Regions from separate parts of the Mus musculus genome. Here region 1 is linked to region 2. Evidence: chromatin loops called from intact Hi-C (ENCODE). Cell type or tissue: left cerebral cortex. All regions are shown on one strand. Region 1 overlaps Tbck (TBC1 domain containing kinase). Region 2 holds the start of Gstcd (glutathione S-transferase, C-terminal domain containing).

Region 1 (5,000 bases), 340 kb after region 2:
GACTATATGCTTGGTAGCTATGTGGTAAAACCTCGCAAATACTGGCTAGGGCATTCATGGCAAAGATGCAGAAACTTACGACCTCTTTTACTATGGTGGTAACATTCTTGTGGCTTAATACATGCCAAGACCGCTCGTAGGCACTCAGGACAGGCAGTGACCAGGTAAGTCATAGTTCCAATGCCCACTGATTGTTTCTATACTGCAATTCCCTCTGCTCACTTTTCATACCACTCAGTAATGCCAGACATTGCTGACCAGTCCCACTTTATGAGAACACTCTTTTGTCTTACTTGGCTCTAGACAACATACTCGCAGAGTTTTCCATAACTTTTCTTACTGCTGCTTATCCATGGTAGCGGTTTGTTTGCTTTTGTTTTTTCCCTGAGTTCCTTTTCACCCTTTTGACTTTTAAACACAGAACCATTACAGCTCGGTTCCCTGAAACTTTAATTTCCCATTTTTCTTAAAATACTAATTTTAGTATGAAGACTGGCATATTTTAGTTCTACTCCAAGTCTTCCCTCATAAAGTCCAAGCTCACATTTTAAAATGCCAATTTATATTTTAACACATATAAGAAACATTTCTGTCTATTTGTCTTTCTGCTTGTCTATAGTCTTTTTATCAATCAACTACCGTTAATTGACCCCGAGACTTCCTCCATACTCTGTAACTCCAAACATACATCTCTACATCGGGTTAAGAACCCCTTATCCTTCCACTTGCTGGAGCACAGGTTTGCAGTTGTTCCTGAGTGCACTCTTCTAAAACACCATGTATCTGTCACCAGCAGTCTTGCTCGTCTACCTTCCAACTAATCTGTGAACATCGAAAACTTCTCCTGCCTCTACTGCTAAATCCAGATTGAAGCCACCCCATCACACACCCACTTACTCCATAGCTATGACTAATCTACGACACTCTATCCTTATCTGTTCTTGAATTTCAGCCAATGAGATGTCAGAGTGATCTTGTTATGTTACACCATGGGTCACCATTCTATTCAAAAGCATCTTGTTTCTTTGTGATGATGAAATAAAGCCAGTGGTGATAATATATGTATAACACTCAAAATGCTCTCCCCTTCAGTTCCTGCTATGTGGCCTCACCATGCTCCACTCACAGTGGCTATTCCCTTAACATCTCTAGTGTATCCCTCCCACCCAGGCTGGAGCTTGCTGTTGCTTGCTTGTTATTTCATTTTTATAAGGAACTGACTTCAAACCACCTTTCCTGAGAGCTTTTCCTGGCAATCTCATTTAAAAATTCAACTCTTCCTCCATTCAAACACTTAACACATATGTCCAAATTCAGTTCTTCATTTCTCTAGAATTTACCAATATATACTGAATATATCACATTGTCTATTTTTTATATCTTTTTTCACAATATCTACTTATTTATTTATTTACTATGGCTTTTATTAGCAAATGGGCATTGTAAACGATTTTTTATTTCCTTGCCTTTTAACCTTTTATATTTCTATTAAGAAGGATGAGTGATGTGCACCACAGGAAGCCGAGGGATCCGATCCCTGGTACTGGAGTTGACAGGCTCTGAGTCACCATGTGAGGACTGGGCAGAGAACTTGGGTCCTCTGCAGGAGTTCTCAACTGCCAAGCCACCTCTCCAGCCCCATCACTTTTTATCATATACTTCCACAAAAACATGAGGGAAAACGTTTTTTAACCCCTGTCCTTTAATGTATTCAGGGTATAGAGGCAACCAAATATCTGTTTGAACAATGAAGGAAGCACACAATGGAGCTATCAGAGTACAGAAGCAAAGGCTCCTGAGATCATGCCCTCCTGAGAAGTCTTCAAAGAAGCAAGAAAGGACGAGGAAAGGAGTTCATGCTGACTACTCTGTCCGGAAGAACATTATCACACTAAGCAGCAGGAAGCACAGGAAGTGTCCCCACCTCGAGCTCTACAGACGCACGCATTGATGACAGGTGATGACAGGTGCGTTAAAGAGTTTACTCGAGTAGCGGGAAGCATGTGCAGTGATAAGGCAGAGACTTGCAGGCACTGTTACCAGCATTCCTCGCACGCACGAGATGCCTCTTAGCGACACAACTGAGACTAGAGACATGTAATAACGATACGTGAGACACAATTCCTCTATTCTTTCTATGTCCCTTTTCCATTTTAAATTCCTTCCTTCCTTCCTTCCTTGCTGAGAGAGGGAAGGGGAAGCTTGGACTTAGGGATTGACGCCAAGGCCCGAGTCTTTCAAGAACATCCTCAGCCTTCCTTTACCTTTAGTTTCAGACAGGCTCTTACTAAGTTGTCTAGGCCCAAAGCCCTCTGTAACAAAGGAAAGTCCTGAACTTTTGCATCTTTTGCCTCAACCTCCCAAGTAGCTGTATGACAAGACTTGTTCTGTGAGGCCCAGAGTACTTTATATATATTGCCTTACATAATTTCTCAAGCTGTTTTACAGTTTTAAGAATATGAACTAATACTGAAATAATTTTGAACAATAGAAAGATTTTATTTTTTAATGGTTCTAAGTGTTTAAATATTAGGCTATAAATATAAAAATACACATAGTTTCTGTTACTTTTCTAAGTTAGATGCTAAAACCAATAAAAAGTTATACATTTTTTGAGTATTCGTCCAATCGCAAATGTTAGCCTGACCTGACAATGTACTTGTCTGTAGCTGTCAGCTTAGTAAATGCTGCCCCCTAGCAACAGCAAGCAAGAACTGGCAAGCGCTCACTAGAGCTGTAGAATGCTGGAGAAACAGCAGCAGGTTGGGTCCTAAGGATTTCACTACACTGTTGATTATCTGAAAATGATAGTTGTTTCTTCTTTGAAATCAGAGATATGGCACCTTTTATAAATCTGTATTTTCTTAAAATATTAATGATCTCAGTAGAATTATGTTGCATTTATTTTAGCCACATAGGAATTATTTTATCATTACCAATAAGCTATTTGTAATTGTATTTAAAAACACAAGAGTAACAAGACAACACAGGAACGAGATTTGTTATTCTAAGGTTGCCTTGCAAGCAGCAAGGCTGAGAACCAGATGCACCTGGATAGGAACTTCCTTGTACCCTGACACACGATGGAAGCAGGAAGTGTGGAGGAGACAGAAAAGAGAATGCCAGGGTAATTCATAAGGACTCTCCCAGTCTGTAAGTCTGTCTCACAAGTATGATATATAAATTCTCAAAAGTGTGAGCATGGCATCCTTAGGCTCCAGTCACTGTTTTCACTGGATTGAGGTTTATGTTAATAGTGCAAAGGCATGAGTGGACAGCACTGCAGAAATCATGACAATGGCCCAAGGTAGAACAGTTATGTTTGTAAGGGGTACAATTATGGGTCCTTTACAGTTCTTCCCTAACAATTTGTGAGATGACTTAGGAGGCAGGAAACTATGCTCTGGTCTAAACTGTGGGGGAGCTGGATAGTCGCTTGAGCTATGAGACTACAAGGTGCTTTCTTCAAGAGATACTATTTTTACTTGAAAGAATGACAGGCAAATAATACTTTAAAGCTTGGGTATTTGATCAATATTTTTTTTAAAAAAATGAGCAAAATAAGCTTGTTATTTCAAGAAACAGCTTGAGCTGAGATGAAAATTATAATATTACAAAAGGGGCTAGAGAGATAGGCTAACACTTAAGAGCTTGTTGCCCATCCAGCGGGGCTGAATTTGATTTCCAGCACCACCTTCAGCAGCTCAAAGCCACCTGTAACTCCAGTTCCTGGGAACCCAACAACTCTGGCCTCCATAAGAGCCTACACACACACATGCACGTACCTTTCCACAGAGAAATATAACTAAAAATGAAATAAAACTTAAAAGAACACTACAAGACTGCTGTCTGGTACATGCATGACTGTGTAGGGGTTCAAGTCTGTGATAGATATGCATGTGAAGGCTCCTGGTTGGCACTGGTCTTTTCCTCAGTTGGTCTCTACCTTATATACTGAGGCAGGCTCCCACTTGAGGCCAGAGCTTGCTGGTTAGATTACTATAGGATGTCCTGTCTCTGCCCCCCACACACTGCAATCGCAGAGGGGTCACCATGCCCAGCTAGCAGTTGAGTGAGTGTTTGATAAACTTGGGTCTTCTCGGTTGTACACTCTGAGCTACCTCCCTGTTTAAACTTGTTACATGAACAGTGATGACATTAACAAATGTGATTTCTTTTGGATTTTGTATAATAAAATGTTTCATACTCACTTAATAAATATTTTGCAAATTACTGACATATAACAATACAATATCATGCATGGGTGAAAAAGACACTAGAAGTGCAAAGCAGACTAATGGACTGCAATGGAATACAGGATCAAAAATTCACTGATATGGTTTCAGATTGCACATTCCTAGTAAGCTTAAAACACTTTTGTAACTGAAACAATGAGCGACAACAAACTGAACACAGAAGTGGTTACAAGAATCCCACCATTTTAATTTAGAGACAAAAAATATAAAACAAATGCACTCTCTTGTTTTGAGGGAAACAGGTTTTTTCAAATATATGATTTTAGCTAACATTATTAAATTTTTCTGTGTGTGTGTGTGCGCGCGGGCGCGTGTGTAACATTGCCTCTCTATAGTGCCCAGGCTGGCCTTGAACTCCAAATCATGCTTTCTGAGACCCCTGGAACTTGTGCCACTATGTATAGATAGTTGTTATCAGACTATACATGCCACAAAAGCTACTGATCAATGAAATACAAACACAAAACTCCCGGGTTCTCATTAACTCTAAGAACATACAGTGACCCTGAGTTACTATCTGTTTGCATATATAAACCCAGCCGAAGATGACAGGAAAAGCTTTTAAGAGGGAGAGGATAGTGTAAGTGTGTTTCGCCGCCTGCAGTTATGTGACGGTGCTAGCTACTGTACCCCTGAATTTGTTAGTGTTATCTTCAGCTCAGACAGTAGGGTCAAAAGGATACCAACTACTGAGAGAGCCAGTATCATTTCTCTTAATGGCCACCTGACTACTGTTCATAGGAG
Region 2 (5,000 bases):
CAAACAAACTTCTAAGTTGATCACCTGCTAGTGCATGAGATAAAGGAAACTGCAGAGAGTGCAATACTCATTACAACACTCGAGACCATCCCATTCGTGTTTCTGCAAGATTCTGTAATCCTTTCCAATTAACTTCTTCTTTCCATTTAGTGCTTCGCCTTTGGGGAAGTCTGGAAACTCAGGATGTAAAAACCCCAATTCCAAAACAAACCCAAGCGCTAGAGAAGCTAAGGAGAGTCAAGAGACACTTCGAAATGCCAATTCTTTGATGGAATCAAAACACACTGGGGGCGGCCTCGAATAGGGGTAAGTCCTTCTCAAGGAGGCCAGAACAGAGATGTAAAACGGGAGCTGTACAGAGGTCTCCGGAACCCTCGGTCAAAGGTCTTGGACAATTCCACGGTCCCGGTCCCCCGGGCCACCGTCCTCGGCGCCCTCCTCACTCAGTCCTTCCAGACTAGGAGGAGCGCTCAGGCGGAGCCACGCAACCACCCCGCAAATTATGAGGTCTCCCCTCCAGCAGGGAGGAGACCGACAGCCCACGGAGCTCCGCTCCGGCCGCCCCTCGCGGGGTCTCGAGCCTCCCCCCGAGGCGCCAGGAAGCGGGGACCCTCGTCACCACTCACCGCTCCGCCCCGCCACTCGGTCGGTTCCCGGTAGCTCTCTTCGAATCCGTCCCCGCCCTCACCAGCTTTAAGAAGAGAGAAACAAAGGTTCCCGCAACAGGTCGGAAGGGGAACGTTTCCGAGTGAGACAGCAGGAAGTGACGTAGGGCACTCCTTCCGGTCCGCCGGATTATGAATGGCGTTGGGCGGGGGACGCGCAGACACGTTGTCTCTTCCTTCTTTTTGCCCCCTTTCCCCTGCTCAGGGCCTCGCTGGGAGGCGAGTGCTCCTCCTCAGGCCGCGGCTTCCAGAAGTAGCCTCGGAGTCCCGGCTCGAGCTGGGCGGGAAGGCGCGGTGGCCCGCGTCGTCGCCCGCATGCTCCCGCGCCCTCCCTGCCTGGCCGCGCCCCTGCGACCAGGTAAAGAGGGCGCTCGGGCCGCTCGTCCCCCCGCCGCCTCCTGAGATCCGCGCTCGCCCTCAGGGGTCGGCGGGGCTGGGCTTGGAGGCCAGGGTGGGACCGGTGACGGCTCGCAGCCCTTGAGAGTCTTGCCAGCCCCACATTCACCGCAGGCTTTTGCTGTGGGTGCAGATGGACGGGCTTCGCGCCGTTCCGCTGAGTGACGCGTGGGCCCCTCGGCTGCGAGCCATCCCTCTAGTCTTTTCCCTGCGTGGGTAGAGCAACAGGGCAGCTTTGCCTGGTAGGGGGTTGTGTGGTCGTTTTGAGTTAAGTGCAGGAAAAAAGACCTCTTGGAGCACGACTTAACTTTCCCCAAAGACATAGTTTTACGTCGCAGCCCTTCCTGATTGGACGCTGTACATGCGTACTATTTTACAGTTAGGATCTGCTGCATTTGGGGACATTTGCTATCCCCACCAAAGCAGCGTTGCCCTTCCATTATTAGCACGAACAGAAAGCTTGAGTTTGCACGAGAACTGCTTTGGCTTAAATTAAAAAAGAAAAAAAAAAAAAAAAGAATACCCTAATACATACCTCTCTAACTTTGACTGGGGAATTACACCACCCCATCTCCATCCCCCGCCATACTCACCACCAAATCCTTTGTCATAAATTCCTTAAGGTCAGAAAAAATAAACGAGTGTATCTCGTACCACATTATTGCTAAAGATGGTGGCATTTGTCAAGTTTCCCTCGTGCTGTCCCACAATTTAAAAAGCAAGAACTGGAAGTGACTTTAAACATGTAAATATGGTCTTGAAATGCCATGAGAATAAACTGTTACAATACAACTGATTTGCTGTCATATTTAGTAGATCAAACTTTAAGCTATATGAGTGTTAAACTGCACTTTGAGGAGCATACACTGCCATTGACGCTGCTGAAATTGTGACTCAATCATTTTAAAGAGGCCTAACTTCAAAAAGGAGATTGAGGTTTGAACGTTGTTCTATAGTACTAATGAAAAACACCTTTAAACTAGTAAGGGGCCATGAAGGGGTGGGCTCTCAAGGAAGGGAAAATGGGATGCAGTGAGGTCCGGGGCCGGGGGAGTGGAAAGAATACTATGTATTTCCCCATTTCAAACAAAACTAAAAGCTTTGTGGTTATGGACTTAAGGAGTTTTGTTTTAAACCTCTTATGTTTTCTAGCTTTTGTTTCAACAGCACATGGTTTTAAATAAGCACAAACAATAATCCATTTGGCCTTATTAATAGCAGTAATTTAGTAGCCATAAAAACATTTGGGACTTACCCTGGTGTCCATCAGTATTTTAGACTGTTGCCTGGTATGTGTTGTTTTTATCCTTGAATGCAAAGTGACTTACTGGTTTCTTCTATGAACATTTCTTGGGAGGCAGGAGTTAAAAGCTTTGTAATCATAAAATAAGTATTGCTTGCTGAGGTAACTCAGTATTTTTTTCAGGCTTGATGGTATTTTCAGCATTTACATTTTATGCTGTCCTTCCCTGTTAACTGCACGTATTATGACTTAATAACAACAGACAGTTCTTTGAATCTCCAGAGAGATTATATATTCTTCTATAACTAAGATTTCAGTAAGCATTTCCACTTCCAAACTTTTCTTACTTAATAAAAATTTCTTGCCCTGGGATCCAAATAGCTAATTTTAATCATGGGTTAACTGCCCCTGAATTATAATCCTACATTACATAGTATGAACTCTAAAAGCTGTATTTCTTTCTTGGACTTTTAACTAGAGGTAACTGACTATTATTTATTTATGAAGAAGCACTTTTAAAAATCTGTATGGTAATAAAGTGGGGTCTGTAACCAAATAATGCTGCTTTGTTTAATGTCTAAACCATGAGCTAAGTTGTACATTCAAAATATTGAAGATTGTCTGATGCAGAGAATTGAGCAGCTTTAAATTTAGATTTCAATATTTGAGAGAAATCAGTAAATGTTCATACTCGTTAACTATGTCAAACTTTTTATTTTATAAAATATAGTCTGCTAATATGTATATTGGCATAAGAATTCCCAACAGCATTTTATGACTCCTTGGGTTTAAAACCTCAGTATTAAATTTATCAGTGTTTGTGGTGCAGCACATTTAAGTTCAACATAGTCCACACATTTTGTTGGAAGAAGTTTTCAAATAAAAAGCGCGAGTTGGATTTTTCCCATTAAAGTTTATGCGTTTTAATAGTGTCCTTAGGTAAAGAATTTGTGCATTTTAAAGAATAGTAGGGGGTGAGGTCTAACTCAGTGACAGAGTACTTACCCAGCATGAGTGAGGCCTGGCATTTGAGCTGTAGCACTATTCAAAACAAAATAAAGAAGGTAGGTAGCATTTTTCCTCAGGGCTCCCTGTCAGTTACCATGGCACAGAGGATGGAAGGTGCTGCTGCTATTACTGCCCTCATTCCATACGGGAGAAAATGAGGGAAAGTTGGTTTTTTTTCCATTAATTTATTTATTTATTCACTTTACATCAGGATTGTGCCCCCACTCCTCAGAGTCTCATCCTTACAAATCCCTCCCCTCCCCACCCCTCCCCTTCTCAGAGAAGGGAGCCCCCTCTTAGGTACCAGCCTTCCTGGGACATCCAGTCCAGCAGTACTAAGCGCAGCAGTGTGGGTGCTAAGTGATGAGATTTTGGTTCTATTTCAAAGAAGGAGATAGCAGGTGTGAGAGATGAAGGAATTGGGTGAGACTTTAGGCTTGGAGGTAGGTGAATGGTGTTGCTATTTCATCAGCAATGGGGCCAGGAAAGAAAAATGAACACATTTAGAAAAATACCCAATTGAAATGTCGAGCCTGGAGCTCAGGCAAGATGTGCCTGAAATAAATGTAGGAGTCGGATAATATTTAAAGCCATTGGCACTGCAGAGCACATAGAACAATGCTGTTGAGATGTGGCTTGTGTACTGGTAATGGGCCATGAAATCAGTCAACAGTCATAACGTAAAAGAAAAGGGAAAAACAGCATAAATAATCAGATTTATTCCATGCAATAGAGTAAGTACTCATGACATTATATCAGGTTTTGCTGTTGCAATTTTCTGGCAGGAAATATTATATATATATATAAAGCCAGTCACTCTCTGAGCTATGTCTTAGCCTTTTGGATTTTAAAACAGCCCCTTCTTAAAATCTCCAAGCTTGCTTTGAATTCACCACATAGTCCAAACTGGCCTCAAACTTGTGATCCTCCTGTGTTACTAGATTTGAGCCAGAAATCATTGAGGGAGCTGAAGAATATGCAGTAAATGGAATCAAGAAGCGATGACAGAGAATTGTGTCCAGTGTTAAAAACTGGCAGATAACTAATGCTTGACATGGAGGTTTAGGAGGGGGGCATCCTTACTGAAATTTTTTGTTTTGTTTTGTTTTTTGTTTTTTCGAGATAAGGTTTCTCTGTGTAGCCCTGGCTGTCCTGGAACTCACTCTCTAGATCAGGCTTGCCTCGAACTCAGAAATCCGCCTGCCTTTGCCTCCCAAGTGCTGGGATTAAAGGTGTGCTCCACTACTGCCCGGCACTGAAAATATTTTAATAACATAATTTCTGATTATTTTTATTTTGATAAGATTGTTCCTACTACAATAAAATGTGCTTTAATTTAGGCTATATTCTGATAGTATTAATATTTTCTATTTATGGGTTTTTGAGACAGGTTCTCGTTAACACAGGCTGGTCTCGAACTGGCTATGTATTCTACCATGACTTTGAACTCCTGATTCTCTTTTCCTCCACTTTATAAGGGCAAATAGTATTTATTCTAGAGAATTTTCTGAGTGTTTTCAGAATAGATCCCTTTAGATTCAGTTACTACTTTAGGTTTTTTTGAAGCAGGTTCTTTCTTCAGTCTTCACTGTCCTGGAACTCACTATGTAGACCAAGCTGGCCTTGAACTCACAGAGCTCCTCTTGCCTTGAATGCTGGGATTAAAGAAGTGAGCCATGCTTGGCTAA

The links. Peaks named below come from ENCODE experiments on the same cell type or tissue, not always from the same donor. Only the 100,000 strongest peaks of a DNase experiment are listed, where the experiment ranks them.
Region 1: it touches region 2 in a loop (4-fold over the local background); 20 of 42 quality-filtered maps call a loop at or near these places.

What each region holds. Positions count from the first base shown.
Region 1 is chr3:132,744,923-132,749,922 of GRCm38, reverse strand. All of the region lies in intron 20 of Tbck (TBC1 domain containing kinase), which reads right to left. Among named protein-coding and RNA genes, the nearest start is that of Gm30294, 30 kb to the left of the region's middle. In left cerebral cortex, a CTCF peak has its summit at 2,695; DNase peaks (open chromatin) are centred at 890 and 2,695.
Region 2 is chr3:133,087,603-133,092,602 of GRCm38, reverse strand. Gstcd (glutathione S-transferase, C-terminal domain containing) reads left to right here and starts at 778. Exons shown (of 12, transcript NM_026231.3): 1 at 778-1,023. It overlaps Ints12 (integrator complex subunit 12), which reads right to left and starts at 748. Exons shown (of 7, transcript NM_027927.4): 1 at 627-748. In left cerebral cortex, no CTCF peak of the experiment used is centred here; DNase peaks (open chromatin) are centred at 729, 1,198 and 1,896; H3K4me3 peaks cover 1,836 bases; H3K27ac peaks cover 1,432 bases.